4 separate regions of the Mus musculus genome follow, and all the other regions are linked to region 1. A link is a loop called in an ENCODE intact Hi-C map of the cell type or tissue named here. Cell type or tissue: heart. All regions are shown on one strand. Region 1 overlaps Gm32728 (a long non-coding RNA gene). Region 2 has its middle 130 kb from the start of Gm39235. Region 3 holds the start of Cdh11 (cadherin 11). Region 4 has its middle 200 kb from the start of Gm39233.

Region 1 (8,000 bases):
TGGACACAGACTGGCTGTGTCTGCAGTATCTTGGATTTCTGCTCCTGTATCTAAGGGCCGTGTATACATACTCTGGATACATCCGGAGTCTGACAAGTCAGGGAGATCAGAACATAAGGAAAGGGAGTTAGGAGGCAGAGGGAGGAAGACAAAAGGGGAGAGACATGGATGGGAAGAAACTGAAAGAAGGAAGGAGGAAGGGAGGGAGGGAGGCCCAGGAGTAGGTCTCTAGGAACCTCAGGGAATCACCAGGCACATTTGAAATTCATAGTCTGTCCTCAATATCTCTCCTTCTCTCCCTCTACCCCCCCTCTTTCTGTGTGTGCACACATATGTATGTATGTATGTATGTATGTATGTTATGTATGTATGTATGTATGTTGTGTATGCATGTGTGTGCATGTGTGTAGTGTGTGTGTATATATGTCAAGTATGTGTGTGTTGTGTAGTGTGTGCATGTGTGTATGTATATGTTGTGTATGCATGTGTGCACATGTGTGTGCATGTGTATATGTGTGTGTCAAGCATGTGTGTGTTGTGTATGTATGTGTATATGTGTATGTGTGTGTTGTATATGTATATGTGTTTTGCATGAATATGATTGTGCAGACATGTGTGCACATGGAGGCCAAAGGAGGGTGTCAGGTGTCTTCCTCTGTCCTTCTACTTCATTGCCTTAACAAAGGGTCTCTCACCAAGCACCTGCCATTTCTGCTGGGCTTGCTGGGCAGGGAGCCCTGGGAACCAATCAGCCTGTCTCTGCCTTCCAAAGCTCGGGTTGCAGACATGCACAGCCATAGCTGGCTTTTGGTTTTTATGTTGGTACCAGGACCTCAAATGTGGGTCCTGGTGTCTATCTATGCTCTTACCCACTGAGCCATCTCACCAGCTCCTAAACCGAACTATTCTCGGCTATCCGACCCTCTTGCTGTAAAATAGGGATAATACGGTAGCTAGCCCACTGAGAAGCACAGAACACATCAGACACACAGGAGGGCTTGCGAAAGCTGGGAGATAAATGGCACAGGGTTGCCAGGAGCTCACAAGAGGCCACTTAAGTCCCACACCGGGCTCACAGTAAAGGCTTAAAGGACAGCTACTGCTGATGTTTCTCATTACTGACATGTGCTAGGCCCTTCCCCAGGTGCCACGTTTGTCCTTTATCTCATCTCGTCCCCTCCACCTCCACCACCACCACCACCACCCCACCACCCACCCACCCCCCGCAAGTGGCTAAAATCAAACGCTATAGATGGTTCAGGAGGACCAGAGAGTCAGGAAAGTTTTCTTCTTTTCAAGGGCACACAGCTGATGAGAGAGGCAAGAGTCAAGAGCTCTTCCATGACCCACTGCCGGGCAGGGCATTCAGAGTGAAAATGTGATGACCTTAGTAACCCAAATTCATTGAGCACTTACTGCATGCCAGACCTCATAGCCAGTGGTTCTCAACCTGTAGGTCACGACGACACAGGGTCGCCTACCAGCTATCCTGTGTGTCAGTTACTTACATTATGATTCCTAACAGTAGCAAAATTACAAATTTAAGCCCGGCGTGGAGGCACACACCTTTAATCCCAGCACTTGGGAGGCAGAGGCAGGAGGATTTCTGAGTTCGAGGCCAGCCTGGTCTACAAAATGAGTCCAGGACAGCCAGGGCTACACAGAGAAACCCTGTCTCAAAAAAAAAAAAAAAAATACAAATACAAATTTAGGAAGTAGCAATGAAATGACTTTATGGTTGGGGGTCAGCACAACATGAGAACCCCCATGTTGTATTAAAGGGTCAGCATTAGGAAAGTTGAGAATCATTGTTCTATGTGGAGTGGCTGTTTGTTGCTTATGACCTTGAATTCTCACGAATTCATGAGATTATTATTGTTGTTGTTGTTGTTGTTGTCGTCTCTTTTTAATGGGCAACTAGTATGTAGTATGCTGAGCCCTTTCTGCCCACCAGGCACTATACGGACTGTTTTCTGTGTGTGTGTGACCTTGACTCCTCATGAGCTCATGAAATGAGTGTCATTGCTGTGATTGTTGTCTTTCGCCTTTTAATGAGCAACTGGTGTACAGACCAATTAAGCAACCTGCCCGTGGTCAGTTGGCATGTGAAGGATCTGCTGTCCCCGGGGACACAGCGTCAACCACGCAGGGAGACAGAGAGCAGCCTCAGATGGCGATACTGAGCTGTCTGGAAGATATATTTTTAAAACGTATTTTTAGGACGAAGCAAGGTGTAGAAGAGTCTGTATAATGCGCTGTATTTTTAAAGGGAGACATATGGCCGTACGTGTTTGTAGCCTCACAGTATGTAGAAAGCTGTGCAGGAAGCCCGTGTACTAATTGTTGCCTGGGGGAAGTCTCTGGGAGGCCAGGGTTGGGGTGGGGGAGAGCCACGCTTTTACACTCTTTACATTTTTTATATCTGCCTTTAAAAAATATGGATGTGTGGGTCCCCTGTTCGGCATTTCTAAATTATTCTCATTGCTCTGTCAGCTTCTTGCAAACACTGTCATAACAGGTTCCTCGGGAGGGCCAGGAGGAAGCAGGTGACAAAGGAAGACCTACATCCCAAAGATGGGTAGCAGAGGGCACAGCCTGTGCTCTGTGGTCCAGTCTCCTTCCAGTCAGCCAAGGCTTTTAGGTCTTTCTTGTTATCCTGCCCTCGGGTAGGAGACTCCTTGGGAAGCACTAACCTTCTGTAGCTCACTACTGCCTCCCCCAGGCAGAGATGGACAATGGCTACCAGTCATCACTTGTCATTTCAGGTTTTTCTATGGGCCTTTGCCCTGTGCTCTTTAAAAGAACTCCACCTTTTAAAGAGCACAGGGCCCACCCCAGTTCCACATTCACCTGCCCACCCCAGGTCTCTGCAAGCTACCACTCAGCACTTGCGGCCAGGAGTGACTCCTCTCTCCTGCCCCTTCTCTTAGCTTCCCAACCATCTTCCCTCGGATCCAAGGACTCAAGCCCGCTGCACCTGCTGGGATTGGATGGCACTTCCTCGTCCACGTCGGAGGTTCCTCTTGGAGCAGCAATCTCTAGGGTCAGCCTCGCCCTGGGTGAAACGTTAAAATGCAAGCTCAAGACCCACCTCTCAGAGGCAGCTTGCCTCAGTGGTCCAGAGCCACCTAAAAGCGCACATATTTAAGCGTCCTCTATCCCCATTCTGGAGCAAGTGTCAGGTGGTCTCCAGAACAACCCAGTCTGGTTGGAACTTGGAAATCCCTAAATTCTGTTCCCTCCTAGGATGGGGCCGAGGCGGGGCTGGAAACAAAGCTGTTAGACGGAGGCTTCTAAGTTTTCACCCTGTGTAGGCAGCAGCAACTGTAGAATGGATCTGAGGGTGGGAAAATCATGCTTTAGAACAAAGGTCTCCTCTGGAGAAAAGACACCAGACTCGAACTAAGTCCTCAGTTGGCCAGCAGTAAAAGATAGGAAGGGGGAGGAGGTATAAGAGAAAGGTGGGAGAAGCAAAAGAGAAGTTGCTTTCTCTGTCAAGACAACTGAAGGGACCTAATTGAGTTAGGCACCAAGTTCCAGGACCCAGTGAGCCCAGGAAGAGAAACCAGGAGACCTGGAGCTTCTGAGTGGCCACAGGGCAGCAGGCAGTGCCACAGAGTCACTTTCCAGACTCGCAAACTGAGGCCAGAAGGTACCGAATCTCATTAGAGTTCCCAACTGTGACAGCATGCATTGGCGGACGGGTTGGAATGTGGACACAACACAGAGGCCAGTCGGAGCTGCTACTAGTCAGCGCTCCAAGAGGGGCGGCGGCAAGGCTAGGCTGGCAAGGCTAGGCTCACCAGGCTGGGGAGGCTGGAGAACGGCCGCGTGACCACAGCGCCCCCTGGCGGCGGCCGGAATCGTCGCGTAGAGACATGCGTAAGAGAACGGAGATCAAGGCAGCCTCAGATATTCACTCCAACTCTAGAGTCTGAAAAGGGTGATATCAAACCTTTTACTGTCGCTCGGGTCACACTCAGTACCATCCTTATGTGGTTGAGGTAACTGAAGGTAAAGAATTATCAAGTCCTACATAGGTAAAACTTAAACATCACAGTCCTGATCCAAAGAGAATAAACGAGAAAAACTAAACTCACTTTAAGAAGAGGCAGCACCAGTAGACCCTAGACCTCAGCTTGTGTGCAAGGGCAAAATCTTGAGACTCCAGCTCTTTGGAGCCTAGCATCGGGGATCAGGTCATGAAGCCAGAGATCTAGTGGGGCTTACCACAGTAAATTGACCAGGGTCAAGGGATGCCTTTTCAAGGCTAGTGGTATGGAGACCCAGGCAAAGCCTGTGACAGCCCCAAGACTTAAAAAGGACGAATATCTGGAGACTCTTAAGAGGAAGAAGGAAAAACAACAACTGTTTCTCACTGCTGCCACTACCCTGAGGAACAAAGCCAAATACTTGCTTCTTAAATCTAATTACTTGTGAATTTCTGTCCTTGACTATATGGGGACTCACCTACCTTTACATACTCAAAATTGAATAGGCATATATCCACACTCAAATGAGTTCTCCCCTTTGTGATGTGTGGCTAGATCTTGGTGCAAGGCATGCTGGGGATTTTGTTTCTGTGGAGCAGTGAAGACCGAAATACTATAAAAACTGGCAAAAAGTCATAGGCAGGGAGGGGGGGGGACACCTCTGAAAGTCTTCCTAGAATAGGCTGTTCCTCCTCCTAGCCCCAGGGTCTGGTCACTGAAGCTCTCCCTGCTTGAGCTGCTCTGTGCCCAGTCCTTCCAACCAATAATCAGACTCTTCGGTTTTCTCAAGGAAGCTTCCCTGAGTGCTGTGCAAAACTCTAAAGCAGGGGATCAAGGGATGGTTCAGTGGTGAAGAGCATTTGTTCTTATAGATGACCAGGTTCAGTTCCCAGCACCCACAGGGTGGCTAACCACCATCTGTATCTCTACTACTAGGGGATCTGACACTAGGCCTACATGTGGCACACATGCATGCATGAAGGTAAACCACCGGCACATTATATATGTATATGTACATATATACATGTATATATCTAGAAGAAGAAGAAGAAGAAGGAGGAGGAGAAGGAGAAGGATGAGGAGAAGGAGAAGGAGGAGGAGGAGGAGAAGGAGAAAGAGAAGGAGAAGGAGAAGAGGAAGAGGAAGAGGAAGAAGAAATGAGGAGAAGGAAGAGGAGGAGGAGGAAGAGGAGGAGGAGGAAGAAGAGAAGGAGGAAGAAGAGGAGGAGGGGGAAGAGGAGGAGGGGAAGAGGAGGAGGAGGAGGAAAAAAAGAAAAAAAGAAAGACCCAAGGCTGCCAGATCTAGGTAGCTTACGTGGGGTTCCCAACAGGCACAGGAGACACAAGACTGAGGGTGAAATCTCAGGAACAGGATTGATGGCCTAAGAGGTAATGACAGAAGGAAGAAAAATATCTTCAAAGTGTGTGTGTGGAAAGCACACAGAAAAGCACAAGTGCTTTGCAAAGCCACTCTAGGCAACAGAAGGAAGGCCTCAGGAACGGGGTCCCTTGAAGGACAAGAGGGGGAGCATTTCTCCACACACTCACAGGCTCCACCGGCAGCTCTGGGGGAGGGGTGGTGCCTGATGTGAACTCTTTTTCTATTTTCCATATTATGGATGTTTTAACATTTGGAGAGACGGCCCCTCTGAGAGCCAGCCCATTTGGATAGTTAAGTCGCTGCATCTTTGATATAAACCAACCAAACCACATCCCCTACTCCTTTCTCAGACCAAGCAATACCCCAGAGTCAGATACTCCAATTTTTCAAACTATTCAATATTTCGCTAATTTATTGCATCCACTTGCCCTCCCACTTCTTCAGGAACTCCCCACACTCCTGCCCTCTTCTCCCTTGCCTCTTTAGCCTCCAGATCAATCCTAATATTTCCAGAATCCCATCCACCCTGAGCCTAGGGATACATGACAGCGGATGTCTTCCTTTTAACAGTCAGTTCCATATTTGGATGTCTCTCACCATATCTTGTTAAAAAAAAAAATAAGTCCTGCATGATTATTAACAACTGGCTTGTGTGAACAAGCCTATGTGGACTAAGAGAGACCCACAATGAAGACAGGCCAAGAACAGAAAGACAGCAGGTTCCTGACATAGATGATATATAGGCAAGGTGAGCGGTGAGTCTGAGCTGTCAGAACTGGTCACCGGGTGACTGACATCAGAGGTGGTGAAGGAAGGCCTGGCATGAGAAAGGCACAGAGGTACCTCTACATCCCGTGTGCTTGTCCATCTTCCTCTCTCACCATTGATCCTTCAGTGCCTGCCATAACAACGGTTTCCTGGAGAGACGTGAATTGCCTCCATAGTTTGTGAATTAGTGAAAGGATGGGTGGATGAATGAATAGCGTAAGGTTGATCCCATGTTGGGCGCCATATAAGGAGCATGGCAGACAGAGAAGCAAACCACAAAGAGGTAAGAATGAAAACTGGGTTCAGACTGACCTTGTTGACCTAGCTCAAGACTTCCAGGAATCTGCTCCCAGGTGTTTTATTCCCATTGAATAATTGGCAACAGTATAATTGGGGGACAAACTTTTCTGGTATAATTACAATCCCCAATACACAAGGAAATGTAATTACATCAAAACTTGACTCAGGGAACATGTCATTTCTTCCAAGAAAATGGGTTCTAGAGATAGGCTGTCTACCTATACTGGGCTAAGAACCTATAGAAGGGTTTGGCCTGGTCTCCATCATACAGACATAATAGAAGTCATTTGGGCTATTAACCCAATAGCAAGGTCCTAGTTGTGGGAGCTTGGGGGAGCCTCTGGCTATAAAGGTAATGTAAGTAAGAGTCAGTCATTTAGCCTTTTTGGTACCTCTGGTCCCACTTGTGGGAACTTGGGGATGCCCTGGCTTTAAGGGTCATTTAGATTACTAGCCACCTCCAGTCCTGGTTGTAGGGGCTTGATATGGACCAACACAGATCACCAGGCTATTAAGCACTTCCAATTTCCACCTTTCTAGATGAAAGAATATGATTTTCATCTTTCCCATTAGAAAGACCGTCATGTGTGCTTAACATTCCTGGTTTCTCTGGAGATCTGTGGGCCCAAGGACCTTTGTGCTGTGCTCCAACCCCCTTCATTCAACCAAGGCTCCTTTCAAGCACTGGTACATGAACAGGTATGAACCAGTGTGGGGAGTCTAAAGATTGGAGACTCATACTGTACAGGACCCAGAAGCCTAAACTCAAACAGCAAAGAAGATCCATGAACCTCCCCGATGTTTCTGGAATGTTCTAGATTTGTCTTCTAGAACGGCCACTCAAGCAAATAGCCTAAGAGTCTGCACTGCCTTTGGGGATATCTTTATGGATCATAATCAGAAATGCATATGTTGCCACTAACTTCCAGCAGGTGGCAGTAAAGAGACCTAGAGTAACAAAACCAATACACTGACAATTTTCCCTAAGGTGGAAGCAACTGGCAGGAGGGAAGGGGGATTCTTGTCTGGTGTGTTTAAATTGCTGTCTGGCCTGGTGTCTGATTTTATCCTTCCTCTATTTATTTGTCCCAGGCTCAAAGGCATGTCCTGCTCCAGACTTCCAGAACATGTGCAGAAGAAAAAGAGAAGTTAACCACACAAGCAAGGGAGCTGGGGCAAATCAGAGGGCAGGGGACAGCAAAGCTACTGCCCTGCAACAACTAGTTACATATGGAGCCTGCTTACACACTAAGCCCTTCCTAGACCCTGCCAGCACAGAGAGGGTGACTAGAGAGAGGGCACATGATTAAGATTGGGTCTCTGTATCCATTGTCATGGGAACAGCGAGACAACTTTGCAGGAAAGCAGACCTGAGTTTGCCTACACCTCCAACTGCTTACAGCACAGGAAGTAATAGGACATTCCTGGGCCTCATTTTCCTTATCTGCATAAGAGGGATAACAACACCTACTAGAGATGTTTACAAAAACCAGAAGGTTAGTATAAAAAAAAAAAAAGCAATGGAAGCAAACTCACACAGGGCTCAGCCAGGAAGGAGGC
Region 2 (8,000 bases), 170 kb before region 1:
TAGCCTTGCGGAGGCTGGCATGGGTTGGCCCATTCAGAGCCCCGCCAAGGGTGTGGGGGGTCTGAGAAGCAGAGGGCACAGCCTCACCCTGTCTGTACTCTACATGAACCCTGAGCAGGTCATTTCATCGCTCTGCCCCCGAGCTTCCTCATCTCCAAGAGGGATAGATTTGAACCAAATGAACTCTCCAAGTTCTCCCTGCTCAAAAATAACTAGGCACAACTTCGGAAACCCTTTACATCGCTCTGCTCTGCAGTATGCAAATCAGCCGAAGTTAAGTAATTGGGCAGAGCTGATGGGAACAATTTAGTAAACTTTGATAACGTTGCACAAAGTAATTGTTCAATTATTTCCAGCAGTTCAGTTTGGGAAGTACAGCAGGAGGTTGGGGTGGAGGTAAAGGGGGTGGGTGCATAGAAATTACCTTCACATATTAATCTTCTCACCCAGCAGAAACCAAAGGTGAATGAAGGGTGTGCTTGGGAGCCTTTTGTTTTAATTCTGATTAACTGTGCTTTCATCTGAACATTTTTACACCATGCTCTTTGGTCTTCCTCCTATGGATGTTGACTGAGTTCTCTTATCGGGATTTTAATTAACAGCAGGTAGAGACGGGGAAGCCAGGATGGCATGCTATTACTTCTGTTTGATTTAAAGTCAACGCTGGGGACTTTTCTTCGATGAGCTGTAGAAATTGTCTTATCTCGTGCATTCCAAGGATGGCTGTTTCATGTAAATGTCATTTCTGCTGTCCAAAATGTTACAACATGAGCCAGCACAATACAGCTACTGTCTTGTTCTAAGAGACATGAGGGAGCCAGCAAGCTTTTGATCAAAGGCACAATTCGAACATCAAAGTACTACCTCTTCTGTTAAACTCGAATCAAGAGTGGGTAAAGGAATAGAGGCCTTGGCATTAGCAATAGTCCGGCCTTCTGTCCTGGAAAATGGCTGCATTTTCAAGGTGTAGTCCATTACAGGGAACAAGTAGAAAAGGGCAGTGTGCAGCTGGGCATAGTGGCACACGCCTTTAATCCCAGCACTCAGGAGGCAGAGGCAGGCAGATTTCTGAGTTCGAGGCCAGCCTGGTCTCCAAAGTGAGTTCCAGGATAGCCAGGGCTACACAGAGAAACCCTGTCTCGAAAAAAAACAAAAAACAAAAAAAAAAAAACAAAAAAGGGGGGTGGGGGGGGCAGTGTGGTTGACTGGTGATGCAGGCTCATGTGTTGCATCCTGTAGTCAGTGTGTTTAGATTTGGTCTGCAGATATCACCTACACACACACACACACACACACACACACACACACACACACACACAGAAGCACGCACACACGTACACACACATGCACACATACATGAACATGCAATTATTACAGTTGTTGTATTTTATAAAAAGAGTCAGGATATGTTTGATAGAATGTGGTGTGTTGAGGTGGGAGGGGTACCTCTGCAGGCCCATGGTGAGGCATCCCTTCCCCATGAGCTAGCAGCCATATTACAGGTGTAGGGTACAGAATAGTTTATTTAGGGCCTGGGAAGGAGAGTTGAGAATGGAGTAGAGACAGAGAAGGAGAGGGGTGGTGGAGAAGAAGGAGGAGAAGAAGAAAGAGGAGGAGAAGAAGAGAGAACTGGAGGCCTGCCAGGAGCGTGTGGAGTGAGGGGGGGGAGGAGAGAGAGAGAAAGGGGTCAAGGAGAGAAGAAAGTCAGAGAGGGGGGGGGGGGGCAGAGAGATAGTAAGAGAGAGGAGAGGCCAAACAGCCCCTTTTATAGCAAGCCAGGTCTAATCTGTCTGTTGCCAGGTAACTGCTGGGCAGAGCCTAGAAGGAATGCTAACAACACTTCTGCACCACAGTATGTTCACACAGTAGTAGAATATTTCATAGTAATTATAAAAACGAACTCTTGGTCTGGGATGGTAGCTCAGTAATGAAGCACTTGTGTGGTGTGCACAAGGTCCTGAGTTTAAGTCTCAGCCCTGCAAAAGTAAACAACGGTGAGTCGGTGAGACATTCTGCTGAAGCAAAGAAGCCAGATGCTGAAATAGTCCTGTAATATCATTTCATGTCTATAAAGTCCTAGATCCTAAGACAAGAGCAACCTGGGCAGTTGATGATATCGACAAGGATGGAGCACTGATGAACATGTCTTTAACCTGATAGGAGTAGCACTCCCAGAAGTGTGCATATATAAAAAAGTCAGAGTAGTCCCTATAAAGTAGTCCCTCACTCAAAAAGATGGCATCCAAAACATCCTAATTCCCAAATACGTAAAATTGTTGCAAAAACGAAAAGAAGACAGATCATGGAATATACTGTCATGGTGGGCACAAAGAAGAAGTCACCAGAGGTTGGTGGCCATCAGCATTGATTATGTGTCATCATTACCACCCCCATTTTAGTGGAGTTACATCTGATCCAGAGTCTGAGGTCCAAAGTCCATCACATAAAGACAAAACAAGAAACAAAAAATTCTGTGAGAATTGCCCCTTCCGATTATTCACAAACATCTGCTTGCTCCATTTAATACATACAGTGCTATTCAGTATATGATACGTGGTTGTGTTAGTCATGGGCAATACATAATAAAGAGGACTAGAAGAACTATACTTTGGGGACTAGAGAAGTGTCTCAGCTGTTAACATGGCTTAGCCCTACTGCAGAGGACCTGGCTTCAGTTCCCAGAAACCACAAGTCAGCTCACAGCTAAACATGTAATTCCCATTCCAGTGGACCCAAGGTCCTTTCATGACCTCTTGGAGCTCTTGTACACACATGGTATGCATACATACATTCAGCAATAAATACATAAACTAAAGTAAATAAATAAGTTCTAAAGAAGTATACCTCTTAAGGCTAAGGCAATGGTTCAGCCAGTAAAGGTATTTGCTGCCAACTCTGACTATAGGAGTTCAATTCCAGTGACCCAGTGATGGGCAAAGAGAACCAACTCCTGTGAGTTGTCTGCTGGCCTACACACTCATGCACACATACACAGACACAGGAACACATGCACACTCACAAACACACAATAAATAAACAAAATAAATAAATAAATGTGATTAAAACAGGTTGAGAATAAAAGAACACCTTACAGATGCTGGAATCTCATCCAGGGGCTCAGCTTATAAGAGACTCACGGGTACCAAGACCCAGCATCGCCACCATCTCTCTCATGCCTGGAAGTGGAAGTGTGCTCACTAAGAACACTTAAGGTAACTCATATCAATCAATCAATCAATCAATATCTCTCTCTCTCCCTCCCTCCCTCCCTCTCTCCCCACCCCAACCATCTCTTTCTTTGTTACTGACTTTCATGCCTTTCAACTGTGCACAAGGTGCACTCTCACTGTCTTGCATTACCAGGACCCCATGACTAGCACTAAAATATTGTAAGTCTATTCTGGTCTAGTGCTTTGGCCAGTCCCAAACATTCCATCTAAGCTATAGACTATTTTATTTGAAAGAATAGACATCGGCAAACATTTGGTAAACCTAATCCATTTCATTTCATACTTTGGGCTGCCTTGTTCGGTGAACAGTTTTGGAGGACTTAGAGAATCTTATTTTACAACAGATGCTCAGGCAAGAGGGACTATAGTGACAATTGTACCTTAGAGTCTAGCACTCACAATGGACAGCCGCCAGCCCCCATGTCCCTCTGGGCTCCTCTACATGACAGAGCCCATAGCCAAATCATGGGGAAGGTGTGTTATTACCAAAGAAGACTGACCAGCGGGGGCTTCCCCTGTCAAGAGGAGCCAAGCAGGGGCAGAGACCGCTGTGGAGCTGCTTCCACCCGGTCACACTGGTGGACTCTCCCACTCCGCTCACACTACATTCTACATCCTATTAAGCCAGTTGCAGGGCCACTGGGAAAGCCTGGGCAGGTGTTAAATTATCTTTCGTCACTGAGCAGGTGTCTGAAATGTGCTGCAAAAGAGCATGTCACACGTCCCCCCAAAGCAGGAGACTCTGCCAGGGATTTACTGTGAGCACAGGGATCGGGAGACTATATCACTTTTGACTTAGAAATGACTGGGATCAAGGACCCGGCTTTCTAAGCATGACAGGATGATAAAAATATTCTCTGACAACACGTCCATGTAAGATACAAGAGGCTGAGGCGAGCTTTGAGGCCAGAAGAATGAATGTCAGCCACGCCTGCATCTAAAAACTGCTTCTCACACAATAGCGTGCCCGGGCTAGCTTTAAAGGTTAAGGAATGCAGTTTTTTTTAAAGCAATAATGATTTCAAATGTTATCTGGAATCAATCACATCTATTCTCTGGGTGTTTAAGTGCTGGGTGGAAGAAGAAACACAGACAAAAAGAATGTAAAGTTTGAGATCATTGAATTATTTCCCTCAAACCTACACTAGGTGTCCGTCATGGACCAGTTCCTGTGTTTACCCCGGAGAAGCAGAATGAGGTTGGTAGAGCTCCTGGTTCCAGGGAGCCACATTCTAATGGAGCTGGACAATTAAACAAAACTGTAAAGCTGGGTAGCAAGGGCAATCACTGAGCAAGGAGAGCCGGAGGAAGCAAAGACAATTGAGCCATAACCTATGCCTGGTAACATTGATGTAGAAGAAAATGCGGGCAGGACCTGGCAGCTAGCCTACCTGGCACACTGCTGCTAAACAAGAAGCTTTGTGTACCATGCCCCAGAAGTCAAAACACTGAATTCTGAAGTGCTGTGAGTAGCCTGTAGCTGCCCTGCAGACCAGTCTGCGCTCTTCAAGTTTTCTGTAATGTGCTTCTTCCGCATAGAGACCCTGATTGTCTGATTGTTCATAATCCAATCTGAGGTAACGCGCTAATCAATCACAGTCGATAGGCTTCCACTATATAAGTGGTGGCTCATAAGCAATAAAGCAGATGCTGGTCCCTGAAACCCTCTCTGGAGTGGTCTTATCTCCCTGCCCTTCAATGATGCACAGGGCATCGCTGTCTTGTCAGGACACACCTCCGGTAAAGAGGGCACCTTGAGCTGCTTCATAGGGTAAGAAGGACTCATCCAGGAAGGCAATGTGTAAGGAAAGATACTCTGGGTACAGGTGGCTGCAGAGTAGATGGTGGACAACCCAACCCCATAAAACACAGTAGGGGAAAAGGCCAAGTGCATAGCCAGTCAGCATCATGGAAACACCTAGTATCAGAGCCTCAACTGTGCCCACTGGCTAAGAAGGAATAAGGAAATGTTACCTGGGAGGGTAACGGGGTTTACACAGTAGGTTGGTCCAATGAGAGCAACATCTGGGTGGCATTCAGAGAGTAAACATTGGCATTAATCCCTTGTGGAATGCTGATGCCCTTCAGTCACATCTACAGCTAGTTCCAAGACACCTCAAGAGGTGTTCAACCATTTCCCTGCTTATACTGCTACAACAAAATAACAAGGGCTGCTTGCCTTACAAATAACACATTTTTCATAATTACAAAGACTGAGAAGCCCAAGATAAAGTTCCAGGAAATTCAGTATTGGGAGAGTCATCATCTGTAATCTCATGTGATGTAATCCTATATGCAGAAAGAAAGACAACAGTTCCTTCAAGCTTCTTTTCTAAGGGCATGAAACCTGTGTGCGAAGGGTCTACCTTTGGCATATCTTTCAAAAGCTCCTCCATCTTCATATCTGACCCTTGAGGGTCAGAATTTCATCCTGTGAATGGGAGAAACATAAACACTCGGACAGTTAGGTCTTGAATTCTAGAAAGGCTTTTGACCATTAGGGTTGCCCCCTCCCCTTTTTTCCACCCTCTGTCCCTATCTCATTCTCCCTCTGAAGTTACTTACAAGTCACAGTAGAAAAGAAATAAACTGCCTCTAAGTTTTAAGTTCCATGAGTCTAATGACAGCAAATGTCACCACACTAAGCACTTCAATATCCAGGCGCAGAGGAGACTCCAGTTCTTTTCATGGTACAGAGTGCCTGAGATAGATCAGGTGTGCATCTGAAAGGCGATAAATGACATACTCGGTGCTTCAAAGACTGTTCCACTAATTCCTGCACACCTACTCTGTGATGGGTTTTAAAAAGAAGGAAATAATCTCTGCATTGTATAAACTGACTCAGTATATGAATTCAGCTCATGGAGACTTTTAGTATGTACTTCACTGTATACGTCCAAATCCTATGCCATTTTGACAAAGCATCATAGTCTTCAATGAGGAGGACTTGTTCTACTGTTTCCCAGTGTATGCTTTGTACATTCATTTATTTAGTAAATACATACTGAAGCTCTCCTTCATTTAAGTTTTTAGTGAATACTTCATTTAAGATACATCAGCCTGAAGATGAAAGGATGGACTATCCAGAGACTACCCCACCTGGGGATCCATCCCATAATCAGCCACCAAACCCAGACACTATTGCATATGCCAGAAAGATTTTGCTGAAGGGACCCTGTTATAGCTGTCTTATATGAAGCTATGCCACTGCCTGACAAATGCAGAAGTGGATGCTCACAGTCATCTATAAGATGGAACACAGGGTCTCCAATGGAGAAGCTAGAGAAAGCACCCAAGGAGCTGAAGGGGTCTGCAACAATATGAATTAACCAGTACCCCCAGAGCTCATATCTCTAGCTGCATATGTAGCAGAAGATGACCTAGTCAGCCATCACTGGGAAGAGAGTCCCCTTGGTATTGCAAACTTTATATGCCCCAGTACAGGGGAATGCCAGGGCCAAGAGTGGGTGGGTAGGGGAGCAGGGCTGGAGAAGGGTATAGGAAACTTTCAGGATAGCATTTGAAATGTATATAAAGAAAATATCTAATAAAAATAAATAAATAAATAAATAAATAAATAAATAAGAAAAAAATATACAGCAGCCTGAAATTTCACACTCTCTCTCTCTCTCTCTCTCTCTCTCTCTCTCTCTCTCTCTCTAAAATTTCCAATGTTTTTAAAGTACTGTGATAATCAGTGTTCCACAGAGAAGCAGAACTAACATCATACACAGCAACACATACACATACAAATGTCTGAATATGAGAAGACATTCATTATGTTATATATTTGAAGATGTTCTTATGTGCTATATTGTCATACATATACTAGGAAGAAATTTGCCATAAGGAATTGTCTGAAATGATTATGGAAACCAAGAAGACTAAGATCTGCAGCTGGCAATCTGGAAAGCCAACTGGTTCAATTCAAATCCAAGTCCAAAAATATGAGAAAATGATATCCCAGCTGTAAGACATGCAGGAATGAATTCTTACATGTCTTTCTCTCTGGCTTTTTGTTCCATTCGGGTTTTCAATGAATTGTATAAAGTCCACTCACTAGGGTGGGCCAACTGCTTTCTGTCTACTGGTTGAAATGTTAATACAAAGTAATACCCTTGGAAACACACCCAGAATAATATTCAACCAAGTATATGGGTACCTTGTAGCAGATCAACTTAACCCATAAAATTCGCCATCATAAATCAGACTTGAATTAGATCAAGATGGTCATGAAGCCATTAAGTATGGACCCTACCTATGTCTTCAGATTGAGTCAATGATAGAATTGAAAAGCCTACTCAGTGTCATTTCTGGGCCCTCATATAGAACCCACAAGTGACCTCATGGTGTCTGCATACACTGCTCCAATCTATCCCTCAAAATCATCTTTCTCTTCTGATGGCTTCAGATGCCCTTTCGTCTCTAGACCTTACCACCAGGCCCTCCCTAATCTGTCTCTTGATCTGATTCTAGGGTAGGTGTCATCCTGTGTGTTAAAGACCTGATAGCTATTTCCACCAAGAACAAAGAGAGCTCAGACCATGTGGGCAGCCTAACTTACAATCTCATTTTAAGAGAGTAAGTTTCGGGCCTATGAGAGAAAGAGGAAAGACCACACATCCATAAGGAGTCACTCCTAAGATACTTCATTATCTAGAATTTTGCCATAGGAATGCTGAGATAAACTTTGCTTTCCCCATCTGCCCATTTAAACACAATCTAGGCTATCAGAAGCAGCCTGTCTGAACACACTGCAGTGAGAAATCC
Region 3 (8,000 bases), 1.2 Mb before region 1:
CTCGGAAGACGGTCATGCACACAATCTACCGGAGCAGAGCCCGAGCTGCGGAGACAGGAATCTGGCCTCTTCGCAGAGGTGCAGACAAGACTAGTAACAAAACTGCTTTTCACGGTGCCCTCAAAAAGCAGAGGGGCTCCATGTCGAAAGTTGGAGAAGGTCACCATTGCCCTCTAGTGGCCAAAAGCGCAATCTTCCGCAAAGGAGTCCATTCCCATAGATGCACAAGTCTCTCAATGTCAGTGCAAATGTAAAGCAGAAAGATGTTTAGTTATCCTCCTTCACTCTGTTCTTTAGTCCTTCCAACATAGAGTGGAAACTCTAGATGACCATCACAGTCATTCTGATGGACTGGTGAATGCAGACGAGGAAATTAAAATGTTTCCAACTTTCTCCTGTTTTTCCTTTCTTCCTCCAACAAACCTGTGGATTTTGTTCCTTTTTTTCCATTAAAAATTAACTTATAATTTTAGTTAGGCTAGATATCTTTATATATTTCTGGAGCACTAACTCTGAAGTGGAAACATTGACGTCTTCAAACTATAAATAAAGAATGTGAGCTCTTGATACATTAGCCAACGTCTGATGAAGTAATGACCAATTTCATAAAGGAGAAATTCACTGCATGTATATTTTGATGCAGTAAAATCACTCACTAGTGAGCATATAAATTAAATGAATATTTCTAAGGGAATACTTAGAAATTCATAGCAATTCTCAGGGAATTGATTGTAAGAGAAAAAGTTCACTGCCTCCCCTCAACTCCATGAAGTGTATTTTGTAATTATTAGTCAGTAAATGGGCACACAATAATCAAAGTTTTAAAAAGTCAGTGTTGAAAATAGGCTCGAATAAACATAGCAGACTTTTGAGCTTTCAACATAAAAGCATTGGGGTTGAAGACTAAAATCAGATGTGTAGCCCTTGTTTAGGTGGTTCGGAAACATAGATTTACATATTGTAGATCAAAGTCTATGTAGATTGTCTGATTCCTAGGTTATTGGCACTTATAGGAAAGGTTTCCAGACACTCAGAGCTTGTGGGAGTGTAGGTTTTGTGACTGTAAATCAAACCATGAAGTCAATGTCGTGGTGATTCCCTTCCATATGAGGGTCTCCAAACCTGAATCCTGACAAAGCAGCCATGTAATTCTATTCAAAGTGAAAGAAAAACCATGAATTATGAAGACATGTGCATTAAAGGGGCATGAAATTGATCCACATTCCCCCAAATGATGACATAGCTCTCCAACTCTGCACCCTTCTCCCACAAATAAACATTCTGAAGCCACCACAGAAAATGTGGAAATATGAGTTCTGTGCCAGAGAGAGGAGAGAGAGAGAGAGAGAGAGAGAGAGAGAGAGAGAGAGAGAGAGAGAGAGAGAGAGAGCTGTAGCTTTTACTTTTATTTAAATTAACAAAAGATTGCATCTTAATTGAAAATAGAATTTAAGTTTCTAGTAATTTGCTGTGGTGCACTGATAAGCGTTCCGAACATAATGTAAATTCTGGAGTGTTATCAAGATGGCCCAGTGTTTCCACAAAAACTATTTTTAAAGGCTTTCTTTCTTTCTTTCCTTTTCTTTCTTTTTTCTTTTTGCTTTTGTTTTTTTCCTAGTATGCAATAAATCCACGTTAAACAAATTTCCAAGACTAGATCATCTCATTTCCATTATCCTAATTGTTTACACACACACACACACACACACACACACTCCAGAGATGAAGATTCTCTCTCATTCTCTCTCTCTCTCTCTCTCTCTCTCTCTCTCTCTCTCTCCATATGACATCCCAATCAGGACATATAGAACTAATAATTATAAGAGTGTCAGTAACCATTGCTTGCTACTAAAGATACAAGTATAGACTCCAAGGACTTCAATATGTTTGTTGGGGTGCAATGCCTTGTCTCAGAAGGCAAGATGCAAACCCCAGTTCCACCCAGCAAAGTTTCCTGGCCTTTAGATGCCTCTGTCTGGTCTCTTCTGAGTGCTGATCACATTCCTTTGTACTAGGCAGGATAGATGTTTTGCACAGAGGGTTCGAATACGAGGGCCTAACTGGCCAACCCTAAAACTTAAGAGTCAGAGATTGTTTAAGGAACTTAATGTGCCTGTGGCTTCAGGGTCCCTCTAGTACTGGCCACAGCTATGTCCCTTTGTTTTGTAACTTTTATTCCTTTGTTCTGATAGAAGACCAAGCTGCCTGCAGCTGGGGTTGAGCATCCCTTTCTAGGTTCTGGGGCTCTGTCTCCTTGCTTATGAGAGAAAACAATTCCAACATTATTGAAATGAAGGCCAGTCCCTTCTCTTTTTTCTCTGCTACCCTTAAAGGCGCTCGCACTCAGTTCAGCCTCGTTAATATGCTGATGAGAGGGATCCTCGGTCCTGAGAACACATCTGTAGACCGGTCCCCAGAAATTCCAGACACCCCGCAAACCCCTGGACGTCTGCTACGAGCCCTAGAGATAAGGAAATTGATCTATCCTCTCGCCAGATTAATTATCACTGCTTTCTGTGATTAAACCCAAAACTTACTGCTTCCTAGTCCACAGATAAGACCGATCAGGAGAAAATAGGAAAGGATTCGGGAGCCATCGTTAAAGATTTCTTGAAGAAAAAAAAAAAATGAAGGGGAGACTTTTAGACAAATCTCTACCCTCCTGCAGTGCCAGGCTTTCATTAACAAACCCACTCCCAGCCCTCAGGGACGACCCTCCGTCATGCAGAAACGGCACCGTTAAATAATTAGAAGATGCAATTTCTTCATAGCAGTGCGATAGCCCGTGAAATTCCTGCTGCATTATTAACAAAAAGCAACAGGGCTTCTTCGAACATCTAGCGAACCTTTCACCCGCTGAAGGCAGGAGTGCGGAGCCCGGGTGAAATCCGGGCCTTGGCAAGAGAGAGAATAGGAAGCCTCCTGGGTCCCACTTTCTCCGGGGACCAGGAGCGAAAAGACCCTGCCAAGGCTAGGCTGGGTTGCGAGGGGAATTGGATGCTCCCGCAGCCTCCAGCTTCCCGCTGCTCCTTGCTCTCAGCACATCCCGGCTGGGAGGCCAAGCACAGGGAGGGAGGCCGATTGTGAGGAAACAGTGGAGGCTTGGAGCGCTCCGAGAGGAGGCGCAGGCTTTCCGGGAAGGTTTGATTCTCAAAGTTAACATTGACCCTAGAAAGCTTCCTCCAGTCCAAGCCCGAGTCTAGTCTGAGTCTGAGCCGCTCACAGAGCATTCCCTGCATCACTGGGAGGTTAGGATAGGTGACTGAAGTCCCCGAAAAGGCGGGGGCTGGAGGGGCTAGCTCACACCGCAACCCCCAGCCTCTGAGCCGCAGTCCACAGCCCCCGACCCACACTATCAAAGTGCGGCCAATCCAATCGCCGCTCCCTCCCGGCCGCCGGCTATCTTCTGGGCTTCGACCGCACTCTCTACACAGGCACCGGGTCTAGGGGAGCTCTTTAGGAAGGCGCGGGAGGATCCCCTCTAGGAACCCCGCAGAGAGCGATCTTGTCTGGGGAACAGGCGCAGCGCGGGCGGGCACCGCACAGGGGTCGACTTTCCCTAGAGACATCACGGGAGCAGTCTGCGTGTCCAGAGCTCCGCTCTGCAGTTCCTTGCCCCAACCCAAAGCAATCCCCCTGTGCTGAAGCCTTGGTGCAACAGCCCCTCACCCCGGGGGGGGGGCAACAATCAAAGAACCGGGGAGCGCACATCTGGCGCCTCAAACCCCTGCTCTGCCTGCGTCCACAGCAGGCTGCCTCCCTTTTCTCTGATTTTTAACCTCACCCCCCCCCCAAAAAAAAGCCCTTCTGCTTTGCTTTACTGATCTCCATCAGCCAGCAACCTCCCCCTTCCGCAACAGTCTCTTTCAGAAGCAATTCTTTCCCCTTTCTGCCTACTCCGAGAAGCCCCATCTAGATAGGGTCTAGAGCCGAGCAGAGCGCCTCACCTGGGGCCGTTGCGGGTGGACACGACCTCCTGGCCGGCTGTCCCTGGCACGGGGCGAGCGCAGCGGTGTCAGCCCGGGCCCCGGTCCGAGTCCCATTCACAAGTCGGCGGCGGCTGCGAGCGGCCCCCGCGGCATCTGCTCCTCGGCCCGCGACGCTCCCCTCAGCTGGCGGCGGCCGCGGAATGAGCCGCGGAGCGCGCTAGTGGCAGGAATGAGAAACCGGGGGGAGGTGGCGGGCAGGCGGGCGGGTGAGGGGGGAGGAGGAGGGAGGCCGACGCTGGGAGGGAAAGGGGGGCGGAGAGGAACCGAGGCTGCTAGACGCCGAGAATTGGGCCTGGAGGAGGCGATGGATGCCTACCCTGTCGGCGCTCCTCCCCCCCTGGGGCCCCGAGAGATGCCAAACCCAGGAATAGGTGGCCTGGCCGCCCCTCCTGCCCTGGGTCGCAGCGCTCCGTCTCCTGTGGGGGCTCAGACACAGTCTGGAGCGACTGAAGTTGGGCTCCGGGGATACACAGCCAATCAGGAAGGACGACGGAGGGAAGCTGGAGAGGGCTTGAGAGCCCCCATTTTCCTCTTTTCCTGAAATCCGCTCCAGCTGGACAAGCTAGGGCCTCAACCGGCCCGCCGGAGGATGGATTGGATGGAAGGCATTGCCCAAGTAGGGGAGGCAATCCGGAATTAGGGAGCGCATTCTAGGCTTTATCAGTTAGCACTCTGAAAATATCTCCACGTTGACCACTCCTGCCCAGTGCCCTCTCCCACGAACCTTCAGCATCCCGGTATCTATCCTTTGAGAAATCCGCTTGCGGGGAAATCGGTGAAGACACTAGACAGGGGCATTCGGACTTGAGAAGAATAGAGTTTTTCCTCAATGTTGTTCTACCCTACATGCAAAGCCTTCTTTAGGGTCAGCCCCACCAGGACAGAGTCTCTAGCTTCTGTTCCAGCCAATTACAAGCAACACCCCCATCCGGCAGTTTCACTTGTTGCCTCCCAGAATGGACACCACAGAGCCCCTCAAGGCCCCAAAGAGAATGCCATTCGACCAGAGGATGGGCCTACGTGAAGAATACCCGCACCCTGACTCAGCCCCCTGTTTATATCTTTCTCACGAGAACCCAGCAAAGGATACCCCAACCTGATTCCTGTCCACTTTACAGTGTCTGGGCAGAAGAACTGGATCTTCAAAAAAAAAAAAAAAAAGCGCCAGGGACTGGGCGGGGCGGGGCGCTCTTCCTACCTAGAGCAGCGTGGGGACCCGCACCGTGACTGGGAACTAAGGATCCATGCTTCAGTGGGGACCTTGGATTAGGACAAGTTTCCAGTCTGGAAGATGTTAGAAAGAGCAGAAGTAGAGTTTCCAATGGGCGAAGGATAAAAAGGGATTTTTTGAGGAAAGTCGCGGTGGCTTGGGAGTGGCGACCTCAGGAAAAGAACAATAAAATGACAAGGGACAAAAGCTGGACTATGCAGCAGAAGCAGGAAGACCTAAAGGGGGAGTTTAACAGGAATCAGAAGTTAAAAAAAGAAAAGAGGCCACCAATGGAAGAGAGCGCCAGGACCCAAAGCGCATGGGAAGGGCACTTGAGAACCCAGGGAGAACAAATGGTGGCTGAATCCCACCACCAAAGCACTTAGCCACCAGTCCTGGGGACCCGGAACTCTCACAGATCAACGGTCCCCGTCGGGCTCCTGGAAATGAGATCAGGAACCAAGGCGCAGACAAGACCGCTGGAATATCTGCCCTGTGCTTGCGTTTTCCGCAGCATCTCCAGGTCCCTGTGACACTGGGTGCCGCCCCTACCCCCCACCCACAGTAACCATACTGTTGGAAAGGAAGCGCCTGTCACTCCGTGTGGACGTGGCCTTTAAACTGCCCACTCTTTTGGGGAAAGGGGGCGCTAAGCTTTCAGCTACCCACTTCACTCATCTCCCAGCTTCCCTCTTCCCTCATTCCGGATCGTGCCCAAAGTTCCAGGCCTCCCACCGCCACCGCCACAACACACGCCGCCGCTGGTAGCAGCTGCTGGGCGCCGGAGGGGTGTGGGGGGAAGACTAGCAAGCAGGGGGGGGGGGGAGGTGGTGGTGGGGGGAATCCGGTACTTGTCTGGAGACTGCTAGCTGAGCTTTCTACCTGCTCATCTTGGTGCAGGGACCTAAGCCCCTTCTACCACCATTGGGTTAGGTTTTCTCTTTCTTCTTGATTTCTTTGGCTCTGTCCTTTCATCTGAAGTCGGATCTAAGCCCTAAAACTTTGGGCACGTTCCAAACCACCACCGGAAGTCCCCACTGTAAAAGAACAGAGGGGCTGCTACCTAATCATTCCCACATAACAAGTGAAGTTACAGGGAGGGAGGAACGAACGGAAAGTGTCCCACTAACCCTGGCATTTATGACAGCTCCTGGATTTTCCAATCTTTACCGCGCTGCATGAAGGGAACGAGCAAAACCTACAGCTAACATCCATGTAACCTCTTGCTGGAGCCTGCAGTGAGGAGAGCACCGTGGAGGATAGGCTCATGGACTCCAGTTCGAGGTGTAGCCCAGTCTGAGCCTGTTTACTTGTGATGGGACTTGAGCTGGGCATCGCGTTTGCTTTCTGTCCAGAGTTCACTAAGTGACATTACTTGTTCTTTAGACTATCCATCCACTTCATGAACAATAACATCATCGAATATTTACAATGAAGCTGAACTTCTCTTGGTAGGTTTCAAGTGGCGCTGCACACTTGAATCAACAGTCTTTGCACAATTCTACACCAAGGTTCTTCTCAAAATCAGAAAAAGAAAAACAAAAAACCTGCCACACCAAAATAGTCACGTGAAATGTTCATACCTGCTTTAGTTCCATTGGAGTGTATATGGGAAACAATAGCCAAGGAGAGATGAGGCGGGCACGTAAGAGGTGATGTATCCATTCAATGGAATATTATTCAGCAAGAGAAAGGAGAGGGATCAAGACACTTGTCACATCACGGAGGAACCTCAGAAATATGCTAAAAGCCACATGCAATACGACACATTATTCCACTCATATGTAATGTCTAGAAAAGGCAAGTTTACAGATGTGGACGGCATAGCAGTGGTTGCCCCGGGGTTGAGGTTACAAACAGGAACTGGCTATTTTGAAGTGGATTGAAAGCAGTTTCTGCTCAGAAACGCTGTAAATCAAACAGCAATGATGGTTGTACAGATTTGCTAAAACATCTCAGATGATCATTAACAGGAACAGGCATTTCTTTCAGGACGATGAGCGGGCCATTCCGTGACCCACGACTAAACCCCACAGGGGGAACTTCTTGCAAGGCATTTGAAGAGAGAAAATAAGTGGAAAAACTTATTTTCTTCAAGTCTGGTTCTTACGAGCTGCATTAGAGAACCTTATACATGTTAGAGTACTTAACCCTCATCCCTACCCCGTAGTGCTCTAAGCCTCATCCCTACCTACCCCGTAGTGCTCATAAGAGATTAATTCCTAGGGACTCAGACATTCTTGCGCTTGACTCTGCGAGCACACCTACACAGCGTACAGCGTGCATTTCAGAAAGGATTTTTCTTCTTTTTATGATGATGTTAGGATCTATCTTCCAAATCCATATTAAGCACTTGGGTGGAGCAATGTGTGATTTCAGCTCAGATTGTAAAAGGAAAAAGAATAAAGAGAAAAAAAGAGAGAGAGAAGTAACTCCTCAAGTTCCCCCAGGCAGCTACCAAGTTCTGCTGCTTATTTTCTTTGGTGTTTTTGCTTTGCTTTACAGGGGGGTTGAAAACTATGGTTCAAGGTTGTCTATGCCTCCCAATGCAAACCCGAGGAAGCCCAAATGAGCTTCCTCTAGTCTCTGTCTTTATCTGTTTAGCAGAGCTGATAATTTCATGTCTTTCCCTCATCAAAGGGACCCGGTCCCTTTGATGTGCCTTTCCTCTAACTCTGAAGATACCCAGGGCCTAGGTGGCGATTCTTCATTTCTAGCCAGAAGCCCCAGGGTCCCCAGATCTTCTAGAAATTTTTCTTCTAGTAGGCCTTTTGGTAAAAGACCTTGCAAGTAAGGCAAAA
Region 4 (8,000 bases), 1.5 Mb before region 1:
AATCAATAAGGAAGGTTGTTTTTGATTATTGTTGTTGTTGTTTATTTCATTTTGAAGGTATGGAAACCTGAAAGAGGGAAAATAAATAAATTGCCAATATCACATATCACCTTATCTCTGAAAGAGTTGAGACTCAAATTGAATGGGTGAAAGAATGAATGAATAAATGATAAACAAACAAACAAACTGACTCTGGAGAAAAGGCTCAGTGTTTGAGTGAAGTGGAAATTTCTGTTTTCTTTAACAACTCGGTTGTATCCTGTGATGATTTTCTGGAAGCTGTCTTGGGAGAGAGCATATGATGTTTTGCTGAAAACAGATAGTTGAGAGGGCACCTGATTTTTAGAAAGAACATAAATTGCACTCTACAAACAGCGACAGGATGCTCTTGCATTGTTTCCTCCCTCCAAGCAATATTTTGCTGGTCTTTGATGATCTTTGCTGGTTTTCACTGATCTTCACTTCATATGAGGGAGACACACACACCAAAGAACGTTTCACCAAAGAACTTTGTGTGGTACTCTTGCTGATTCGGGCAGATTCCACTGACTTGTGCCAATTTGGTGGAGCCAGGCAGTTCCTGCTGGATTTTGCTTCCACTATTCATTCCTGTTTGGTGTTGCTATTGAACTGGACTGCTGATGTCCTGAAAACGAGGAGGGGAATTGTTCCAAGGAATTCCTGCTTAACGGGTCCACAACTCCCTTTTCCTATAAACTTCCTTTTCCCCCTACCTCTGGTGTATGAGTTAGAAAGGAGGTTGAAGAGTTTAAGAACCCTAAATAAAGTAGGTTTTGAAAAAAAAATCTAAGTCTACATTTAAGAGCATTTGTTTCTGTTTCAAAGACTTCGTTCACTTCTAAGGACCCAAATGGTGACTCCCAACAATCCTTAACTCCAGTTCCAGGGTATCTGCTGCCTTCTTCTTCTGCAGGAAATAGATAAGCACATGGTCTGTATCATATACATATGCATGCAATACACTCATGAACATAAAATAAAATAAATAGGAAACTAAAATAAAATGTGTTTCATCTTTCATTTAAATGCAGTTGAAAATAATTAACATTCTGTTCTGTGTCTATAAAGAATTCTGTCTTAGATACATGTTTTATGCCTTAAACTCATGTATAAAATTATTGAGAAATAAAAACCTCCAGTTTTAATATGAACAATTGAATAAACAAATAGATCTAAATAAAAACAGTTAAAGATTTTAAAGAAAGATAAGCACTAACTTTTATTAAACTCTTGATATAATCTGGTTATACATTTTATGGTTTAATGCTTACATCTCATTTCTCTTTTGGAAAGAAACATTTTTTTGGTTAGGAAAGTTATAACCTCATGGTTTTTTGGCCCAGTGCTTAAACTTCTTCTTTAAAAAAGAATGACCTCATAATTTTACTCCCATGTAAGATAAATTAAGTGAGATAAATTAAAACTCAGTAATACAAAATTACCTTTGCACATGTGCACACAATAGATCTTTCCATGGTAGCCTTAAGCCAGAACTTACTTAATACTTTCCTTTATGGAGGTATGAATATTTGTCAAAACTCACAGCACATTAGTTTAGAATGGGCCTATGTACTATAGAACAAACTTCAATGAAGTTGATTAAGAAGTTGTGAGTAAAAGGAGAAGTTGTGAGTAAAGTTGAGATGTTGTAAGCATCAAAAAAGGGATGAATAATTTGAGTTATAAACTTGAAAAGATGGAAGAACCCTGCAATGAAAGATAGTTGACCTTGAAAATACATAACTTGAGGTATGCTTGCTTCAAGTAGTAGACACAAGGTTATAAGTGAGGGCAGAAGTGGAAACAAATATAACTGAGCAGGAACTGGGGATTGTACTTTCACATAAGAACTCATTTCCAAAGCCCCTCGGTCCTCTAATGAAATGAGCATCTCTGTGTAATGGTATCCACAAAGTTCAGTTCACTTGAAAAAGCATGGGTGAAATCTTTAATTGAGAGAACAGCTGTCCAGGTGCCAGCATTTGAAATAGTTCATTAAACTCAAATGCACAGAAAATTTGCCTTAACTATAAGAAGACTTCTGGGCCTCCTTATAAATGGAATGCATGTACTCTGAATTTTTCCCTTGCTATATATTTCCATTTCACTAAATGTTATGAAATTCATGATAAGGCTATAAATTATGCTCCCAGTCATAGAAAAAAGTGTGTGTGTGTGTGTGTGTGTGTGTGTGTGTGTGTGTGTGTGTGTAAAGAGAGAGGGGATATAAGCAGAGAGATGAAGGCAGAGACAGAAACAGAGATAAAGAGAGTATCAAAATTAATCCATGAAATAGATACATATGCATGTATCTCTAAACCAAGATATGGGCCTAGAGAACATCAAATAAAAATATCTTTTGGGAGTGGCGGGCCTATAAAATCATAGCAATATGGTCAGTCTACTCATGTATTATATCCACCAAGATATAAACAGCCACTTAAAACCAACCTAGTGAATACCCAATGAACATTGCTCCATCAACTCTTTTCATATTCATCATTGCAACAACCATTGCCTAAACAGTAGCCTGCAGCTGATCCTAAGATACTTCCTGTTCCTCACTCTTTTGCACAGTTACCTTTTTGGAATTTCTTGATCACATTCAGTTGTTCTCCCTGCCCTTATATTTTATCAGGCAGCCATAGTCTGTGACCTGGTTTAGTGCAATAACGATCTCAATCAGCTCTCTGTAATTAGCTGCCCTTCTTTTGTGAAAGGATAAATTTTAGCAAAATGCGTAAGATCTCCTGAAATCCAATCCTTTCTTCCTTGCCTCCAACTCTGACCTCTTCTCTCAGCTTTCTCTTTATACTGTGCTTCAGAAACTGTCAATCATTTGAAAGTCTTGCTGTGGGTTCTTGTTTGATTTATTGTCTTGCTACATCTACTTTGATCTCCTTTGATGCCTTGCTTTTAATCCAAAATCTCTCACCACAAAAGTGCTAAGCAAAAGAAACTAAATACACATGCTGTGTGTGTGTGTGTGTGTGTGTGTGTGTGTGTGTGTGTGTGTGTGTGTAAGTATCCTCAGTACAGTAATAAATTTCTTTTTATGAGGAGAGAAACAACATAGCTTTGACTGCCAGGATACAAGGATCCACTCTCTTAGAATATATGCTGCTTTCCTGACAGAGCCTAGCAACAATTAGTAATGTATGAGATAGTCACAGTTTTGACTGCTAATTTAACATTTGATGATGACTTCATTTGGAGATTGATACCTCTACACATTTAAGTGTTCTACTTTCCAAAGGTGAGGCAAACATAATCTTATGGGGGAGGGGGTGCTCATTGGGAATGGTAATAAACAGACTTACTACTACTTGTTAAAGAACCAAAGACTTCAAGCCACTAGTTCCTAAACATAGATTGGGCAAACAGGGGAAGAGCAAACTCAGCTCCCTTGCAGGTTGGGGTCAGAAGCACTCTAATGACTTACATAGTCTGGGTCACATATTAGCTTTCCCCGTAATTTTACCAGGGTTTATTTCTATCATTTAGTCACTTGATGATTATGTTGTACAATTACCAAGTGATCAATGGAATATATCAAAGTAACATTTTCTTGGACATTCAGTTTTACATACACCATCAAACAATAACCCTACAACAGTGGAGATATTTATCTTTAGGACAAAAAGAAAAGTGTTTAGATTTGAAATTATTGAATCTTACACTTGGCATTCATCACTACTAAAAATCTCTTATTTCACACTCCAAAACCATAGCATGTCATACTGGATCTTCTGAGAGTGAATCTTGTTATACACCAGAGGACAGTGAAAATGGCCACTGGGTGGGGCCAAATATCAGGAATTCATTCTTTAAAATAAGAGAAATTATAGGCAAGTTTCCACATATAAATTTAAATGACTTCACACTCAAAATGAGAACCAATGTTGGTGTGTGTGTGTGTGTGTGTGTGTGTGTGTGTGTGTGTGTGTGTGTGTGTTTGTGTGTGTGTATCATGGTATTTTTCTTTTGTATTTCCATCTATCCTAAAGTATTTAAGCAGTTCCATTACTCCAGGTCGCTTGAACACATAATACTTGTAGAGTTTTTTTAAATTATTGCAGCATATATTTGTCATCTTCTTAAATGCCCTACATTCTGGGAATCTAGACATTCATTCTGAAAATGTGTTGCATGAATATTAATTTGTTCTGGGAATCAAACAAGAGATTATGAGGTTTATCTAAGAGATGGCATGCACTAGGTCATTAAGAATCATCAACTGGCCATATCACTATGTCACTTTCATTCTTATTGGAATATAAGTTAAATTTTGTTACTGTCTCTGCTTCCATCACTCCTGGGATGCAGGGAGACTCACTGTTAGTTTATATTGGGGCTATACTCAAGCCCATCCCTAATAGCCTCGTCAAAGGTATGTACCTAAGACACAAATTACTTTAATATAATTTCCTTTTGTTCTCCTTTAAATGTAACTCTCCCAACTTTTCCTTGGTATCCATGAAGATCTTGGAATATCCTCTAGCACGGAAAAATCAAATAAAATACAAGTAACTATATATATATATATATATATATATATATATATATCTTGCTTCATAGCATTTCAAATCCCTGTTTCTACCATCTGCTATAAAATACAGGCATTTCAAACTCTCCCTATGTGGGAATCTTTTTATTCAAGAATGTAGAAGCCATGGTAACAAGTTTATAACATCTGCTAAGGTTGTTAGCTGCCTCTGAATCCTGAATGCTGCCCTTCCCAGATTTATAACTCTTTTATCCACACAACCTCAGTTAGAGTTGTGCTAATAATTATTAATGTCACTGATTGATTAAAGGTGTGTTGATGGACATATCAATTGAATGGATCTGGGATTTTTGCTGTTGTGGTTTGTTTGTTTGTTTGTTTGTTTGATCTGGAGGAATATGAAATCCACAGAGGTACAGTATGGGTTTTTAGGTAACGTCATGGAAGTGTTTCTTCCATAGGCTTAGAAGAATGTTTCTCAACTTGTGAGTTGTGATCCATTTGAGGGTTGAAAGACCCTTCACAGGGGTCACCTAAGACCACTGGAAAATACAGATATTTACATTACAATTCCCAGCAGTAGCAAAATTACATTTATGAAATAGCAACAAAAATAATTTTATGGTTGGAAGTCACCAGAACAAGAAGGACTGTTTCAAGGTGTTACAGTATTGGAGAGGTTAGAATCACTGTCTTGGAAGCTTTAGAGAAGCGTGAGCTGATGAACTCTGAAACACGGCTTTCACTCAGAGACCCCAGTCCCATATGTCAGGATTCCAGCCTACTCAACTATGTCATAGGAGGCCTGATTTGGTTGAGCACTGAGCCCTCTTTGATGTGCAGCTACTCTGATTCTTCAGCTCAGCTTTTGCTGTTCACATTTTCCTGATTTCCCTTTGTGTGGCATGAGGTAGGCTTCATGATCTAACACAGAGATGGAGGAGGGATGGATGGAGGGAGAGAGGGAGGTAGAGAGGGAGGGAGGGAGGGAGGGAGGGAGGGAGAGAGAGAGGAAGAGAGAGAGAGAGAGAGAGAGAGAGAGAGAGAGAGAGAGAGAGAGAGAGAGAGAGAGAGAGAGACTACTCTCAGACTCATTTGCAACATGGTATGAACTGATTACTCAAGATGTTATGGTTTGAGTCTGAAATGTGCACAATCTCATATGATTGATCACTTGGTCCCCAGCTGGATCTGTATTGGGAGCATGTAGAGACCTAGTTTTGAATATGAGACCTAGTTCACAGATGTCTTGTAGGACAGGTCTTGAACGTTAAAACATTACCCCACTTCTATCTCCTCTTTTCTTTGTGCCCACTACTTACTGATTAGGACATCAGTTCAGCCTAAGTGCCTACAATTATTGGTCTGGTGCTGTAGCTAACATGCCTTCTTCAGCATGAAACCATGATCCAAAGTATAGCTCTTCTTCCTGAAGTCTTAATTCTTCCAGATGCTCTTGCAAAGAACTGAGAAAAATAATACAGGTGCATAATACCTCTCAATAATAACCAACAAGGTGAATTATCTTTATATTGATCATATTTCTCACATCTATAACTACTTATATGATTATTGAGTGTATTAATATATACCTCACTGGTTAATTTAATTATATTGGGGGATATTCTGCCAAATAATCAGGAGAAAGATTTCCAAACTGCACTCCTGCCTTGTTGGAGGAGCTGTCAGGATCCCATCTATTCCATCAGATATAGAGTGGCCCTGTACCAACATCTTATGTTAATTTCTCCTTTGTCATCTTGATTGTCAGATGTCAGGTTATCATGAATCTATCTAAAATGAAGAGGCTTATTAAGTAAAGCCAAAGGAATAAAGCATTTATTGTTAAAGCAAGCAATCAGATTACACACAAATCAAATAGCATTTGTTATGGGCCCAAGGGATCCCTGGAACAAATACATAAGCTCATCTAACAGACCTATGTTGGGCAAAACCTCTTGCTTAACACTTCCACAAGTGTCTTTCCCAATCATACTGGTGGTTAACTCAAGAGCACATGAAGACTGTCATTACCATATTAATCACCCTCTATGGGATGTAAAGGCAGAGAAGAATTATGCAAGAGTTAATATAGAACTGCTCCTAATTGCACCAACCCTCTTTCTTCAGTATATCATAAAACAGGCAACTGTGCAGATGTTAGAAACATTTTACTGGGACCTATAATATTCCTTGTGTTTTTTCCCTCTCTCTGTTATAAAGAAAAAGATTCTTCTTCAAGTCTTCAACATCCGTCTTCTGCGCTGCTTCTTCTTATAAGATACATAACAATTGTCCCTATCTCATCCACTTTCTCAAATCAACCATAAAAATAGTACTAAACTTCCTTATTTCTTTAATCTTATCATAAGAGAGGAGGGACTCATTCCATAGAGACCAGTTGATTCTTTTCTCCCCCAAGCATACTTTCAAATACATCTAATCATGTTGGTTCTGAAAGTCTCTAGAGACAGCCAAACTGAAGAAAGATTTTGAAACAAAACCAAAATGAAAATGTCTTTAATTTCAAATAATTCATTAAATCAGATATCATCTAAAATAGCAGTAAAGCGCCCATGATAAACTAGAATCACAAAATAATACTGGTTGATTCTGCTAATTTTGTTATAGGATTATGGACATCACTTACCTTCTCGAGAACATTATTTTCTCATAATTAAAAGACACTGATAGACCCACTTCCATAAATGTTCTATCATTGAAAGCCCACTACTCTGCCTCCACTGAGATGATAAATTACTTCCTTGAGAAGTTTTGAATAATTTGTGAATTCTCTAAACAATAGGAGCTTAATGGGTTTTCTTATGCACAGTGTCCAACTACATAGTTCACTACAAGATGGCTATATTCTGCACAAAATTTATATTACTTTTGACTCTTCTATTACAAAGAAATAGCAAACCTTTATTTAAGAACTTAGCCTTTTCAGGATTCTTACTGTTGGGATTCAAAGCAAAGTAATTTTGCTACCAAAATGTCTCTTTTATTATCTGTATTCTGATCCATCTGGTATAAAGATGGGGGAGTGTTTAGGATTGACCTTTTGCTTGGCGTATTAAATCATTGGTCATTTTTTCCAATATATTTGCACAAAAAGGACTAATGGAAAGGTTGAGATACATCTTGATATTATCACTTGGATAGTCAAAGAAGTAATTATAAAACCACTGTTGGAAGAAACACAATGTGAGTCACTGGGAAAAGCGATTTATTTGCTTTTTTTTTTTTCCTATAAAAGCAGATTTGGCATGGGCCCATGATTAATTTAACATTTACTCAACATTGCAATGAAGGGAGACCTCTTTTATTATAGAGAAGTTATTATAATCAAGTTGATAAATGATTGCATTTTTAAACATGTGATTATATCATAGTTCATATGCTGAATATATGAATTGGTAATTAGGACAACTCTAATGCTTAAGGAATCACATGTATACTCTAGTAAATT

The links. Hi-C counts contacts between places; a loop is a spot of excess contacts. Peaks named below come from ENCODE experiments on the same cell type or tissue, not always from the same donor. Only the 100,000 strongest peaks of a DNase experiment are listed, where the experiment ranks them.
Region 2: a loop joins it to region 1, with 10 times the contacts of the local background. A loop is called at or near these places in 9 of 42 quality-filtered maps.
Region 3: it touches region 1 in a loop (8-fold over the local background); 14 of 42 quality-filtered maps call a loop at or near these places.
Region 4: it touches region 1 in a loop (3-fold over the local background); 3 of 42 quality-filtered maps call a loop at or near these places.

Annotation. Positions count from the first base shown.
Region 1 is chr8:104,025,011-104,033,010 of GRCm38, forward strand. The region is part of intron 1 of Gm32728 (a long non-coding RNA gene); the gene reads right to left. Among named protein-coding and RNA genes, the nearest start is that of Gm32728, 7.8 kb to the right of the region's middle. In heart, CTCF peaks have their summits at 2,725, 3,845 (motif pointing left) and 7,366 (motif pointing right); a DNase peak (open chromatin) is centred at 3,771; H3K4me3 peaks cover 371 bases; H3K27ac peaks cover 575 bases; H3K27me3 peaks cover 233 bases.
Region 2 is chr8:103,851,436-103,859,435 of GRCm38, forward strand. No RefSeq gene overlaps it. Among named protein-coding and RNA genes, the nearest start is that of Gm39235, 130 kb to the left of the region's middle. In heart, a CTCF peak has its summit at 4,379; no DNase peak of the experiment used is centred here; H3K27ac peaks cover 1,175 bases.
Region 3 is chr8:102,780,949-102,788,948 of GRCm38, forward strand. Cdh11 (cadherin 11) reads right to left here and starts at 4,163. Exons shown (of 13, transcript NM_009866.5): 1 at 3,948-4,163. In heart, CTCF peaks have their summits at 174 (motif pointing left), 373, 4,147 and 4,348; DNase peaks (open chromatin) are centred at 3,103 and 4,153; H3K4me3 peaks cover 5,950 bases; H3K27ac peaks cover 4,982 bases; H3K27me3 peaks cover 1,343 bases.
Region 4 is chr8:102,512,138-102,520,137 of GRCm38, forward strand. No RefSeq gene overlaps it. Among named protein-coding and RNA genes, the nearest start is that of Gm39233, 200 kb to the left of the region's middle. In heart, a CTCF peak has its summit at 3,794 (motif pointing right); no DNase peak of the experiment used is centred here.